Linked DNA regions of Homo sapiens: all the other regions are linked to region 4. A link is a contact called in ENCODE Hi-C data. All regions are on one chromosome and are shown on one strand. Each heading gives the region's core, a stretch centred on a gene start or an enhancer-like site at or near the end of the contact. The rest is flanking DNA. Distances are from core to core; before and after follow the strand shown. Region 1 holds the start of CAPN5 (calpain 5). Region 2 overlaps UVRAG (UV radiation resistance associated). Region 3 overlaps UVRAG (UV radiation resistance associated). Region 4 holds the start of EMSY-DT (EMSY divergent transcript).

Region 1 (3,099 bases), core at 178-2,677, 620 kb before region 4:
TCCCAGCACTGGGTACAACTCTGGACAGGGCCTTATCTGTGGACCCACTGCCTGTCTTGTCAGAAGAGAGGCTCCTCAGGGCAAAGACCCCGCCTGAGCACCTCTGTGTGCTGGCAACTAGCCTGACCTGGCCTGCAGCAGCAGCTGGGCCCACCATACCCTGCCCAGGAGGCAAAGGCAGCCACACCACCCCACCCCCAGACCCTGGGGACAGGAGCAAGGACCAGCCCGAGGACCCTGGGAGGTGTCAATCCTTGCAAAACACAGTGGTTCCCCCAGCAGGCCTCAGACTCATTGAGTTGGCTGAGCCTCACCCGTAAGCCCCTCTCTTCCAAGAAGTCTGCCCAGATCTCTCTTTCCCCTGAGTCCTGGGATAGTCGCCCTCAGTACTTTTCTCTCTAAACCACAGGTGTAGGGAGAAGATTCTGGGATGAGAGCCAGGCGGACCCGGGTTCAAATTCTGGCTCAGCAATCCTGAGAGGGCAGCTGACTTCGCTTCTCTGTGCCCCACTCTTCTGATCTGTATGGAACTTGGGGGTGAATCCCACCACATGAAATGACTGGGAGAGAGAACGTCGCACCTGTTAATGATCTTTTGTCCTATTTCGCCTCTGGTCCCCTAGGCCAGTCTTCCGAGACCCCCAACGCAAAGGAACAGAGGTGGGAACTCTGAGGTCTGAGAAACAAAGATCCATTCCCTCCCAGACCACTCCCCCACACTCCCGCAACACACACACACACACACACACACACACACACACACACGTGCGCCCGCCCTGCAGTCAAGGAGAAAAGCCCCCTTTCAACCTGGGGAGTAGTGCCAAGAAGCGGATAGGCTGGGGCAGTAGGAGCCTCGGCCCTGCCCCTTCCCCAGGCCTGGGTGGTGGAGCACCCAGAAGGGGTTGGTGGATTGCAGGGATGAAAGGGGGGTTAAGCAGGGAAGAGAAGGGGGGAACTGTAAGGAAGATGAGAGGAAGTGACAGTCTAGCCCCGGGTGTTAGGCGCTTCCAGCGCGTCCGCACTAGGAAAACGACTCGGAGACACCCAGAGGGAGGTGAAAAAAAGACTCCTCGCCGGGGGTGGGGGTGGGGACGAGCCGAGGGGGCCCAGGCGGATGCTCCAGGACCCCGCCCCCCAGCCAGCGCTCACTTCCTTTCCCCCCGGGCCCGCGGGAGGTGCAGCCCCCTCCACTGATTCGTGGTCCCGGAGCAATCACTGGCCCGCGCTGCACCCGCACACACCCCCCCGAAACACACACACACACACACACAGAAGCACACGCCTCCCTCCGCCCGCCTCCTACCGGCCGAGCCGCCGCGGGTCCAGCCGGGCTCCCGGGATGCAGGGCACGGCGCGGGCGCTGGAGCGGAGGCTGCAGCCGCCCGGCGCAGCAGCCTCGGGCTCTGGCCGGAGATCCAGCTGGGACTGGCCTGCGGCGGGGGCTGGCGCTCGCATTCCCCGGGTTCGGCCAGCTGGGCCCGGCTCCGCCCCGCCCCGCCCGCGGCCTCCGCCCATTTGCCCGTTGCGAGCCGGAGGCGTGGTCTCCCGTGGGGCGGGGTGGGCGGCCCGGTGGCCGGGTGCGCCCATGCGCACTGGTGCGGTGGGCGGCCGCTCAGAGGAGCGGTCTCATTCCAGCCCCTGTGTTGAACGCGGACTTGGGGCCCCTAGCGGCACCCACCGCCTCTACCGGCTCGGTCGGGCCCTCGTTCTCTCTCCTTCCCAGCCTATCTGTCTGCGGTTGGTGCGCATCCCCATGGGCAGCCTCCCAAGGGCTGGCTGCACCGTGAGGGATCGGGCCGGGGCTGGGGTTCAGCCCCCACAGGGCGGGCCGGGGCCGCGGCTGACTTGGGGCCGGCGTGTAGTACCGAGGACCCGCAAGGGCCAGGGTGCCTGCCAGAACCAGGACTTGGTGGGCGGCGCCCCTCCCTTTCCGGGCTCCACCTTCACATCCATCCCAAGTGTTCGGATGGAGAAGTGGGAGCCCAGGCCCCTGTGAGCAGCAGAGGGCCTCTGTCAGATGGGAAAACTGACCCCGGCCCGTGTTGAGGACTTAATCCCGTGCTGCCATGGGCTCCCGGGCTCGGGCTCATGTTTGACTCTCTGTCCGTGACTGGCTACCGGAATGCCCTGGGATGGCACGGAGCCTGCATTTCCTGATCTGTAAAACGGGGACTATAATCTCTACCCACCCCAGGCCGCTTGGGGAATCCGATAGAGAAGGTTTAGGAGTGACTAGTTCTTGCCTACAGTAGGAGCTCAGGGGTGCCACCACCCCCCGCCCTGAGGCAGCAGGACAGACGCCCATCTGATCTGATGAGCCCATCGGCCCACTCGCTGGTGGAGCGTCTCAGGCCCGTTCATTCTCCGCCTCCAATTTGTTTCGAAGTCTCAGTTAATGATTTCGTCAACCTCTTGTGTTACCGAAACAAACTTGGGTCCGCCCACCCAGTGCAGCAAAGCCAAACACTGACACCAGGATTTGCAGCGGCAGAAAGGGAGGCATTTATTGCAGGGTGCCAAGCAAGGAGAATAGGTCGGCTAATGCTTAAGACCCGTACTCCCCAATGGTTTACATGTAAGGCTTTTTAAAGGTGGGGAGACAGAGGTTATAGGCAAAGTCATAAATAAATACTCTGGAGCTATACATTGGCTTGGCCCAAAAAGGTGAGACATTTTGAGGCAGGGTCATAGGTGGATTCAGAGATTCTGTGATTTGCAATTGGCTTAGGAAGCAAGACTGTCTAAAAACCTGGGGTCCACAGATAGGAGAGTTAAGCATTGGCTTATGGGTGTGACTCTTTACAGAACCCTTGGGAAGAAATTTAAAGAACAGCCCTCAGTTTCCCCTTATCTGAGGCCTAAGTGACAGCTGTGAAAAACAATTCAGGGACATAGGTCAAGATGTTATCTTTAGTTTCTATAGGGAACCAGACATCTTGTGGCTCTAACTTATTTGGGTGGCCCTTGTTTGAAGCTTCAATTACCTTCTTGCTTGTCAAGGTGCTCATTTACTTCTCAAAGCTAGCTAGCTGCCTGAAATTCCCCCTGAAAAGACTCATGATTTTCCTTTATTTCCACTAAGAGGAGTCTCTGCCTCAC
Region 2 (3,052 bases), core at 443-2,942, 550 kb after region 4:
TTCTTTCACCTTAAAACACATAGGTTTATCAGATATTTATTTTTGTTTGTTAGCTTACAGTCAGAAATTAAATTCACTAATGTTTTAACCATTTGTATACCCCTTGCTGTTTTCTTATACACTATATGCTCCCTTTGGTATCATCTTCTATGTGCATCATTCAGCATGGGTAAAGGGTCTGTGGGTAGTAAACTCTCAATCTTTATGCATTTAAAACTATCCCTGACAGGTGCAGTGGTTCACACCTATAATCCCTGCTACTCAGAGGTGGGACTGGGCAACAGAGTGAGACTCTGTCTCAATCAATAAAATGCTCTCTCACCCTCGCTTTTTTTTTTTTTCTGTCACATAGGCTAGAGTGCAATGGTGCGATCACAGCTCACTGCAGCCTCAAATTCCTGGCTCAAACAATCCTCCCACCTCAGCCTCCCAAGTAGCTTGGACTACAGCCATGTACCATGCCTGGCTAATTTTTTTTTTTTTTTTTTTTTTTTTTTGGTAGAGATAGTATTTCATTATGTTACCCTAGCTGGTCTCAAATTACCCTCACTCTTGACTGAAAGTTTACTAGAAACAATTAATAATTAACAGCGCATTGAAGACCTATTTCTTCTGGCATCTACTGCTGCTGATGAGAAGTCTGCTGTCAGCCTAATTTGTGAGTAATATTTCCTTTCTCGCTGGTAGCTTTTCAAATTTCCCCTTTTAGGATTATTCTTAAAGTTCTGCAGTTTCTCTAAGCTGTCTTTTCTCGGCCCTTTTTTTAATAGGGAGAGCCCCACTCAGCTTTTCGTGCTCATTTAGTGCTCATTTTACCCTGAAGAGCCCATCTTTCTGCCTACTTCTGGGCAGAGTGGCCAGAAGGCCCAAGTCTTCTGCTTCTTCCCACTTCTTTGTGTTTCTATTCCACTTCTGTTTGGGAGATGTTTATTGCCTTGGTTTCTTGTTTGTTTTAGGAAGGAATAATTCTTCTTTTTTTCTTTTTTTTTTTGAGACGGAGTCTTGCTCTGGCCTCCAGGCTGGGGTGCAGTGGTGCGATCTCGGCTCACTGCAACCTCCACCTCCTGGGTTCAAGCAGTTCTCCTGCCTCAGCCTCAGAGTAGCTGGGATTACAGGCACCCGCCACTATGCCTGGCTAATTTTTGTGTTTTTAGTAGAGATGGGGTTTCGCCACGTTGGCTAGGCTGGTCTTGAATGCCTGACCTTGTGATCCACCTGCCTCGGCCTCCCAAAGTGCTGAGATTACAGGCGTGAGTCACAGCACCCGGCCAGGAATATTTCTTTTACATTTCTCCGATTTCATCAATCCTTGCTTCTTGCTTGGTGCTGAGGAAGGTCTCAAAGTGTACACTTACAATGTCATCTTGACTGGAAACTCTGCTTGCGGCTTTGTTAAAAAAGACAAGGTTTTTTAAGGTTCAGTCTACATGTCAGGTGTTCATTTGAAAGCTGGTAAAGGGGGCAAGATCTGCTGAACTTATCCAATTAACAAAGCTCACTAACTGAAGGACAATAGGGGAAAGTACACCACTAATTACGATCATATATTCAATAAGCATGTACTGACCATCTGCTTTTGAATCGCAGCTCTGCTACTCAGGGAGCTGCGTAATTTGGGGAAAGTTACTTAAGTTCTCTGTGCCAACTTCCTCTTCTATGAAAGGCCAAGTGTGAGGTTTAAATAAGGTAAAATGTGTAAAGTGTTTAGAATAGTGCCAGCATAGAAGTGCTCACTAAATACTAGCTATTATTCCCGTTAGAGGGAAACACTTACTCTGCATTCCCATGTTCCCACACAGGAGACAAATGCCCCACTCCATTTCTCAGGAGAAAAGGTCATGAAAGGAGCATCTGCAGTTTCTCTGTGTCCTCCACTCACTCCTCTCCAGGACCAGCAGATGACTGATCTGATGGCTGGGCTTCAGAGATGGACCTGTGTGTGACTGGCTTAATTCTTTCCAGGTTCTCTCCAATCAGAAACAACCTGTCTAACCACGCATACAAACTTTGCTTCTGGCTTGGAGGCTCAGGCTTTGTTCCTATAAGAGGAAGACCTTGGTTTCACTTGTTTTGTTATTTTGTGGGGGAGGTTCAGTCCAAGAGGAAGTATATAGAAGGAATCGACAAGCCCTTTTAGTCACAGCAAACTCTTTTAGTCACATAATTTAAATCACATTTGTCCATCAGTTTTATTAGTAATAAAGCCAATGTTCTGATCTACATTTATCTATCACCTATCCTTTTTTTTTCTTTCCCCTCCCTGAGACAGGGTCTCGTCCATTGCCCAGTGAAGTGGCGCCATCAGGGTTCACTGCACCATCAACCTCCTGGTCTCAAGCAATCCTCCCGCCTCAGCCCCTCAAGTTGGTGGGACTACAGACACGTGTCACCACACCTGGCTAATTTTTTGTTTGAATTTTAGTACAGACAAGGTCTTGCTACGTTGCCCAGACTGGTCTCGAACTGCTGAGCTCTCGAACTGCTGATCCTCCCAGCTCAGCCTCCCAAAATCCACTGGGATTACAGACTATCACCTATATCTGAACTTGCTCCAAACTCAGGAGAAGAAAGGAGTATTAGTTATTGGCTTACTCAAAATCTCAACAGCTCTGAGGATTTGGCTATAAGGTTCTTGGGGTATTAAATACAATAATAGATGTGAAGCTCTTACAGTGTTTGATATACAGTAATGCTCAATACATTTTAGCTATTAATATTATTATTATATGTGCCAGATATTGTCCTAAAAGGTGAGTTATACCAGTTGCAGGAGGAACTTAATGTTGCAACAGTATTAGAACAGCTAACCCTGTACATGAGATATTATGAACAGCAGCAGTAGCAATCCCATAATTATTTCATTAAATCACAAACACTTTTACTAAGCAAACTGCATACCCCAAAAACTGTGGCAGGTGCTGGGAATTCAATATTATTTATAGAAATCTGTCCTTCAAAAGCTTACAGGCTAGAAAGGAAGAAAGACAAGCCTAGTTGCAAAGTGGTATATCCTATGTCAAAGGTATACATAGTATGTTGATATAGGAACTTA
Region 3 (3,238 bases), core at 208-2,707, 570 kb after region 4:
AAACGTGGATGGGCTTGGGAACAGCAGCAGACCGTCACCCAAACAGAACCACTGGCTTGTGGAATGGCTTTAAAGAATCACGTAGCTTCAGCCTTTCCTCTGAAAAATGAAGAGAGCTGACAGGCAGAGTGGTAGAGAGGAAAGTGCTATAATGAAGCCACGTTGTTGAACTGCATAATTCCCTGTGTCTCAGAATCTTCAGTTATAAAACTATCACCTCACAGGGTTTTTATGAAGCTTGAACAGAATAGTAATAAAAAACTAATTACAGCAATAGCTACTATTTTAATACTTACTAGTGACAGTCACTATATAAAGTATTAATAATAGATAAAAAGGGCATAGAGAATGCTTATTCTAGCACATACAAATATTTAATCTGCTGAATAAGCCTTGTTAATCCTAACAATAAATCCACATGAAGTAAATAAGACAATTTGTTAATTCTAATAGTTAAGACGAAATACCATATTTCATCAAATCCAAGACATCACCAATCATAAAATGCATCATAATTGTATATACAACCAAAAAGAACTGGTTTTAAGATGCATCTAGATTGTGCAGGAATGTTAAATTGTGAAAAATTAAAAATCAATAAAACACAGAAACTGAGTCTTCTTGCCTAAGGTCACTTAGTAAAAACAGTATCAGAATTTGAATCTAGTTCTCTAGAATTTGTCTCATGTTCATTTTGTGTGTGTGTGTTGTTGTTTTTTTTTTCTCTTTCTACCAAATTACAAAAGACAGAATTTAGAACAAAGGCGGGCTAAAGAGAATGTCAACAATTTCCTTATTTTATATCTCACAGCCAGAGGCAGAAAAGGAAGAAAGAACTCTGCCCTCTGCCTATGCCCTATTCTCTGAGAGAAAGAACTGGGGAGACTCCACAGGTCTCACACTTGCTCTTGCTGCTCCATCACCAGACTCTACAGCTGACTAGAGCTGAGACAAAACAAACGACTAAACATAATAGCAAAGCCTAGACCACTACTACAAGAATGAAGCATTCATTACAGATTAGCTAAGAAGGAACTGGCCCTTCACTGGTTCACCCAACTGTCCACCGAGGACGCTGAGAAAACTGTAGCTAGGAATGCTGGGGAAAAGCCTTCTAGCCTGCAGCCTGAGGATGTGCCTGCTCCCCTGGAACTGAGTACCCTTCACCAACTCTACCTTACATGAGTAATGGCAATCATTTGTGAGCCATTTACTACATGCTGAGCACTATACCGGATTTAATTTAACATGAACTACAGGACAAACAAGCAAGCTGCGTACAACATAGAAAGAGACAAAATGAGGGCTTCCTCTAGCTTACATATGCTAGGAATGAAAGCAATAAAAGGGACCTTTGAATTTGCCTAGTCCACCTCAAGTTCTGAAATGAGGAAGCTGAGAGCCTCTGGTGGGACCCCCTCCCTGCCTCTACCCCCACCCATTCTTTTCCTGGTTAACGTTTCTCTGACCACTAGGTTTCAGTTCAAACATCTCTTCCTCAGAAGCCTTCCCAATTCTCTTTAACTGTCAGCCTTCTCTGCCTGCCACCGACTGCGAGGATGGGGCTTTTTTTGCTATTGTTTTCCCAAGTAGATAATACAGTAACCTGGAGACAAAGTAAGTATTCAAATATTTGCAGAATTAAAAAAAAAAAACTATTCCTGGCACTTTGCTGCAACAAGACCTAATCACTTTGGGGTCAAAAATATTAAATTTAAGGCCAAGACCAGAAAGCATAGCTTAAGATTCATTTGGAAAAAGTGATTCGCTTTCTCACCTAATATGAATCATGCTTTATAAATAGAGAATAAAAACCATTTTACTCATTTTTACTACTGGTATAATTATTACAAGAAAGGGGGAACAATGAAAGCTGTGTGTTCACTGATGTCCATGGGGCTGGCTGCCGCTCCTCTATGCTCCCATAGGAACCTGTGAGTGGTTAACTTTCTTACGGCACCTGGCATGACACATCACCATCACTGATTTTTTTGCCTGTCTTCCCCTCCAGAACGTGAGCTCCTCAAAGGCAGGGATTTCTACTAGCGTATTTATCCTCTACAATATCCAGCACCATTACCAAAGGTTCAGTGTGCCAGGTACTATACTACTAATTTGACTATATATTCTTACTTAATCTTCATGAAACTCAAGAGTCCTGTGAAACAGACAGCACTATCCCAATTTTTCAGGAGAAGCTGATGCTAAGAATTATTAAGTCACTTGTCTAACGTCATATGGTTGGTTATATCTGGAACAGGAAGACAAAGTCAATATCTGACACTGACTCTAAAATCATGCCAGCAGGCCGGGAGTGGTGGCTCACACCTGTAATCCCAGCACTTTGGGAGGCTGAGGCAGGCAGATCACAAGGTCAGGAGATTGAGACCAGCCTGGCCAATATGGTGAAACCCCACCTCTACTAAAAAATACAAAAATTAGCCGGGCGTGGTGGGGCGCGCCTGTATCTCAGCTACTCAGGAGGCTGAGGCAGGAGAATCGCTTGAACCTGGGAGGCAGAGGTTGCAGGGAGCCGAGATCGCACTACTGCACTCTAGCCTGGGCGACAGAGTGAGCCTCCGTCTAAAAAAAAAAAAAAAAGGCAGCATTAGATCACTTTTGTATACGAGGAAGGCCATGTTGTGGGGACTGTCTAAAGTAAGAATAATGGAGCCTTATGTCCCAGGCAGCCCCTGAAGTTCGAATATAATATAATCATTAATGTTCCTCATGATAACCTTGACTTGTTGAGAAAAGGTTGAATAATCTTCCCCTATTTAAGAAAGGGGAGAGGAAGGAAATCCATTAAAAGGTAATATGGATATGAAAAACTCAAATGGTAATATTTTACTAAACTGGAATTCAACAGACCACCAACTCCACTTATCCTTGAACAGTCAAAAAGAAGATGAAAAAGAGCTTGTTAACTATCAAGTTAGATCAAATATATCCCATCAATTTTTTTAAAAAGACTCCAATACTTGTTCGGGATTTGTTTATTCCTAATTGGCATTAACTGGTATGATTTTCCAGAACAAGTGCTCCACAACATAAATATCATAATACCATATTAAACTAAACTAAAACCACAACATAATACCATAATCCCACCAGAATGGCTAAAACTTGAAAGATAGATAATACCAAGTTTGGGCAAGGATAGAGCAACTAAAAATCTCACACTGCTGGTAAGATGTAACTGGTACAAATGCTTGGGAAAATTATTTGGCAATATCTA
Region 4 (3,314 bases), core at 572-3,071:
TTGACTCCTGTCAGCTTCCTCATTTATGAATTACATGAGATAAAATTTGTAAAGCTCCTAGCAAGTTAAAGAAACTTAATAAATAACTCCTCGTGCTCGCTTCAGCAACACATATACTAAAATTGGAACGATACATACATATATATATATACACATATATATATACATATATATATACACACACACACATATATATATACTCTCTCAAGTCTTAATGGAATATGAATTTTGATCCTGTAGTTATTAAACAGCCATTTACCAACAGTTGAGCTGCCAGGAACTTACTTAGAACTGGGAATTTCCTAGTGTAAAAGACAAAAAGACACGGCTCTGGGGGCACGCGCAATACCTGCTTAGCACAGAGTAGAGCCGCTCTAAGTATTTGTTAAATGGGTAAGTGAATGGTTGACGCGACTGAGCAAAACGAATGGATGAATGAATGAATGAACGAGCTCACTGTCTAGCCTAGAAGTCAGACACCGAACCGAAATAACTGCTATATCCCGTTCCAGGCGCTGGGGCTGCTAACTCCAACTCTGTGTCCCGAGGTGAGCCCCCCTCCCCCTACTTCCCATAGTCCTCTCAGCTCAGAACAAACCCAAGGCAAGAAGAACTGGACTGCGCGCCCCAGCCGGCAGTATGACATAAAGAAAAGGGGTGGGGAGGAGGAAGAAGGGGCAGAGCCAAAGGAATCCTCTCCCTCCACAAGCCAGTCCCCGCCTCCCGACAGGATCTTGGAGGCGGCCGGCGACTGCTCGAACCGAGCACCACGTCACGGCATCCCGGCGCGTCCTAGCCAGGGGACCCCAGAGCGGGGCCGCAACGCATCGGAAACCCGGGCAGTAGTTTCCGGAGCCCGCTCGGGGAACCAGGATCTTGTAGGATCCTTCCCCACTCAAGTGTCAAGGAGACAAGCCCGCCCCGCCCCCTCTCCAAACACGCACTCCCTAGCAGCACCACAACAAGAGCAGCCAGCCCAGGCTCCTCACCCGGACCTCTCGGCGCCGGTCCCAATGTCAAGTCCACGACCCAAGCCCCTCTGGGCCAGTAGCTGTTGTCAGGGGTCCCGGCCGGCACCCGCGCCTCACTCCCTCCCCAGCGGAGAGGACAACCGAGAGAGAGTAAGCCAGCGGATACCCAGCCAGACGACCTGGACTCACCGGGAGTCTCCCAGAGCTAAACCCCCAGAGTCCCAGCACCAGGCCAGCCAGAGTCCCCCTGAGTCCACCCCGGGGAGCCCCACGATCCCGTTAGGAAACAACGGAGGATGGGGCTGGGAGCCCCAAGCCGGGCTCCGAATGCTTGGCCCGGCGCTCCTCTAGCCTGGCTGGCCTGCCAGCTCTTCCCAGGACCCTGCCTGAGAGTCACCCACCTGCCCGGCCTTTCGGGGCTCATCTAAAAGGCTCCTCCGCCAAGACTAGGGGACACCAGGAATTGGGTTTGTTTGCGGTGCCTCTGAAGGGGCAAGATGGCGACAGGTAACAGGGCGCAGGCGCAGCCGCGCGCGGCCAGTCGGGAGGTGTAGTTCGCTTTTCCCGCCTTTCGGAGAACAAACACCAAAAGGCCTCCATTCATCTTGTCCTTCTTTTCCTCCGCGTTATGAAAGAAAAGGACAGACATCGCGGAGGGTGCTGGGAGTTGTGGTCCGAATCCAAACTCCAACCTCTTTCGCTCCAGGTTTGCTGTCGTACGCGCAAGGAAGGCCGGGATTGTAGTTCCCTTGGTTTCTCCTGCATACCCTCCTGTCTCTGGCTTCGCGCGCCTCTCCTGGGCTGCCGTCTCCCAGCCAATCGGCTGCGCTCTCTGCTACGTGTGGCGTCACACGTAGCGGCCAAGATGGCGCTAGCGGTTGGAGCAGGGGCTCTGCTGCGACCTTTACGGTAGTGAGGTTAGGGACGATGGGAGAGCAGCTTTGTTCCTGAAGTGCCGTCGAGGATTAGGATCGAGTTTCTTCGATCGTGAGGGCAATTATTAGTGGCCTCTAGCCCCCCAGATGGCATCTTGAGGAGAGAGAATCCACGCTACGAGAACTAACATAGTGGACATCGCAGTTGTCCGTAGCCGATTTGCGGGTTACGGAGTTGTTGCAAGTAAAGAAGGGGAAATCCGAGCGTTCTCGCGTTGGATTTCCTCCACGTGTGAAGTGGGAATGGTAGTGATATCTCGTGCTATCTCTGTCAAGGGCAAGAAGGAGAAGGAATTTATTTGAGGCCCTACGACGTGGTAGGTTCACCCTCAGCCTTTGTTCTTATTTCATCTTATTTGTGGAGAAGGTCTTTTCGTTCCTATTTTACAGGTGAGAAAAGGGGCCCAATATATAGTTATTTGCGGCCATAAAATAGAAGCCAGTTGCCTGATACTGAAGATTCAATGAAATCTTGTGATTGACTTCCCTCTTTAAATTTTGTACTTTGGGTAACATCGGATCCGGTAGAAACGCTCGTCAGAAAGAGTTTTTAATGTGCATTCTACAATTTCCAGACATAGTTTCCTTCTTGAAAAATTGGGTTAATACTACCCTATAGGGATCTTGTGATGCACCACGTAAACGTTGTAAGTTGTGAACCACTATACAAACGTATGAGACTCTTCATGTTCTTGAGTGGAACTGTAGGTTAGGAAGAGAAGGTAAATAACAGCATTTAAGTTTCCTACTACTATTTGCCCATTAGCTAAAAATACCCTCCGAGGTCTAGGAAAGTCACTGTTGTTGAAACCCAACCTACACCTTCAGAAAATCGTAAAGTGGAACATATTAATCACCAGGCCCTCCCTCCGCTGTCTCCCTGACCTTCCTATGCATCCAGTTGCTTAAGAACTCTTGGAAAGATAGTAAGTGAAATCTTCATAGAGGATTTTTGTACTTTAACATATATTATTTGATTTGAGCCTCGCAACATTTCAGTGTGACAGGTACGATTAAGGTCTTTCATACTATGAATGAGAAAAACATAGATGTACCAAGGACTCACCAAATTTCACGGAGCTAGGAATTGGAAGAGAGCTAGGCTTTGTAATCCCAGGTCTTCTGACCTCCAAATGTCCTTTCCTCTACAGTGAATGTCAAAATGACAATGAATGTCTACTCCTCTACAATGGAGTACAAATCGAAAGACAAGGGGCTTATAAAACTGACTCTGACCTTAAGAAGTAGCATATGAGTGATGAATTATTATAGTCAATCCTTGTGCTTACTAAGTGCCACATACTGGTCTAAGCATTTTACATAGTAATTCAGTCCTTAGAACAACTTTATGAGGTGGAAACTTTTATTATCTCTAATTACAAAGGAGGCAACTAAAGTCTAGGAAAGA

Evidence for each region. Hi-C counts contacts between places; a loop is a spot of excess contacts on that map. Pooled maps may share reads with other maps.
Region 1: a map of tibial artery shows a loop between it and region 4 (6-fold over the local background). The contact joins the promoter of CAPN5 here to the promoter of EMSY-DT in region 4. A Hi-C loop is called at or near these places in 2 of 168 maps with a recorded cell type or tissue (sigmoid colon and tibial artery) and 13 of 50 pooled maps.
Region 2: a loop to region 4 is called in a pooled map, with 7 times the contacts of the local background. The contact joins the enhancer-like site here to the promoter of EMSY-DT in region 4. A Hi-C loop is called at or near these places in 1 of 168 maps with a recorded cell type or tissue (ovary), 3 of 37 single-sample maps with no recorded cell type and 15 of 50 pooled maps.
Region 3: a map with no recorded cell type shows a loop between it and region 4 (6-fold over the local background). The contact joins the enhancer-like site here to the promoter of EMSY-DT in region 4. A Hi-C loop is called at or near these places in 2 of 37 single-sample maps with no recorded cell type and 2 of 50 pooled maps.

Annotation. Positions count from the first base shown.
Region 1 is chr11:77,065,299-77,068,397 of GRCh38, reverse strand. It overlaps CAPN5 (calpain 5), which reads right to left and starts at 1,427. Exons shown (of 13, transcript NM_004055.5): 1 at 1,304-1,427. RefSeq lists a silencer at 1,222-1,911 and an enhancer at 1,768-2,268.
Region 2 is chr11:75,891,116-75,894,167 of GRCh38, reverse strand. The region is part of intron 5 of UVRAG (UV radiation resistance associated); the gene reads right to left. Among named protein-coding and RNA genes, the nearest start is that of UVRAG, 77 kb to the right of the region's middle. Within about 2 kb of position 1,692, at least 4 of the 41 ENCODE cell types and tissues checked have a DNase peak (open chromatin) inside an H3K27ac peak, as active enhancers do.
Region 3 is chr11:75,871,755-75,874,992 of GRCh38, reverse strand. The region is part of intron 3 of UVRAG (UV radiation resistance associated); the gene reads right to left. Among named protein-coding and RNA genes, the nearest start is that of UVRAG, 58 kb to the right of the region's middle. RefSeq lists an enhancer at 917-1,418. Within about 2 kb of position 1,457, at least 4 of the 41 ENCODE cell types and tissues checked have a DNase peak (open chromatin) inside an H3K27ac peak, as active enhancers do.
Region 4 is chr11:76,443,187-76,446,500 of GRCh38, reverse strand. EMSY-DT (EMSY divergent transcript) reads left to right here and starts at 1,821. Exons shown (of 2, transcript NR_186348.1): 1 at 1,821-2,223. EMSY (EMSY transcriptional repressor, BRCA2 interacting) reads right to left here and starts at 1,483. Exons shown (of 22, transcript NM_001300942.2): 1 at 1,373-1,483. RefSeq lists enhancers at 482-776, 916-985, 1,026-1,075, 1,276-1,505, 1,206-1,842 and 1 more.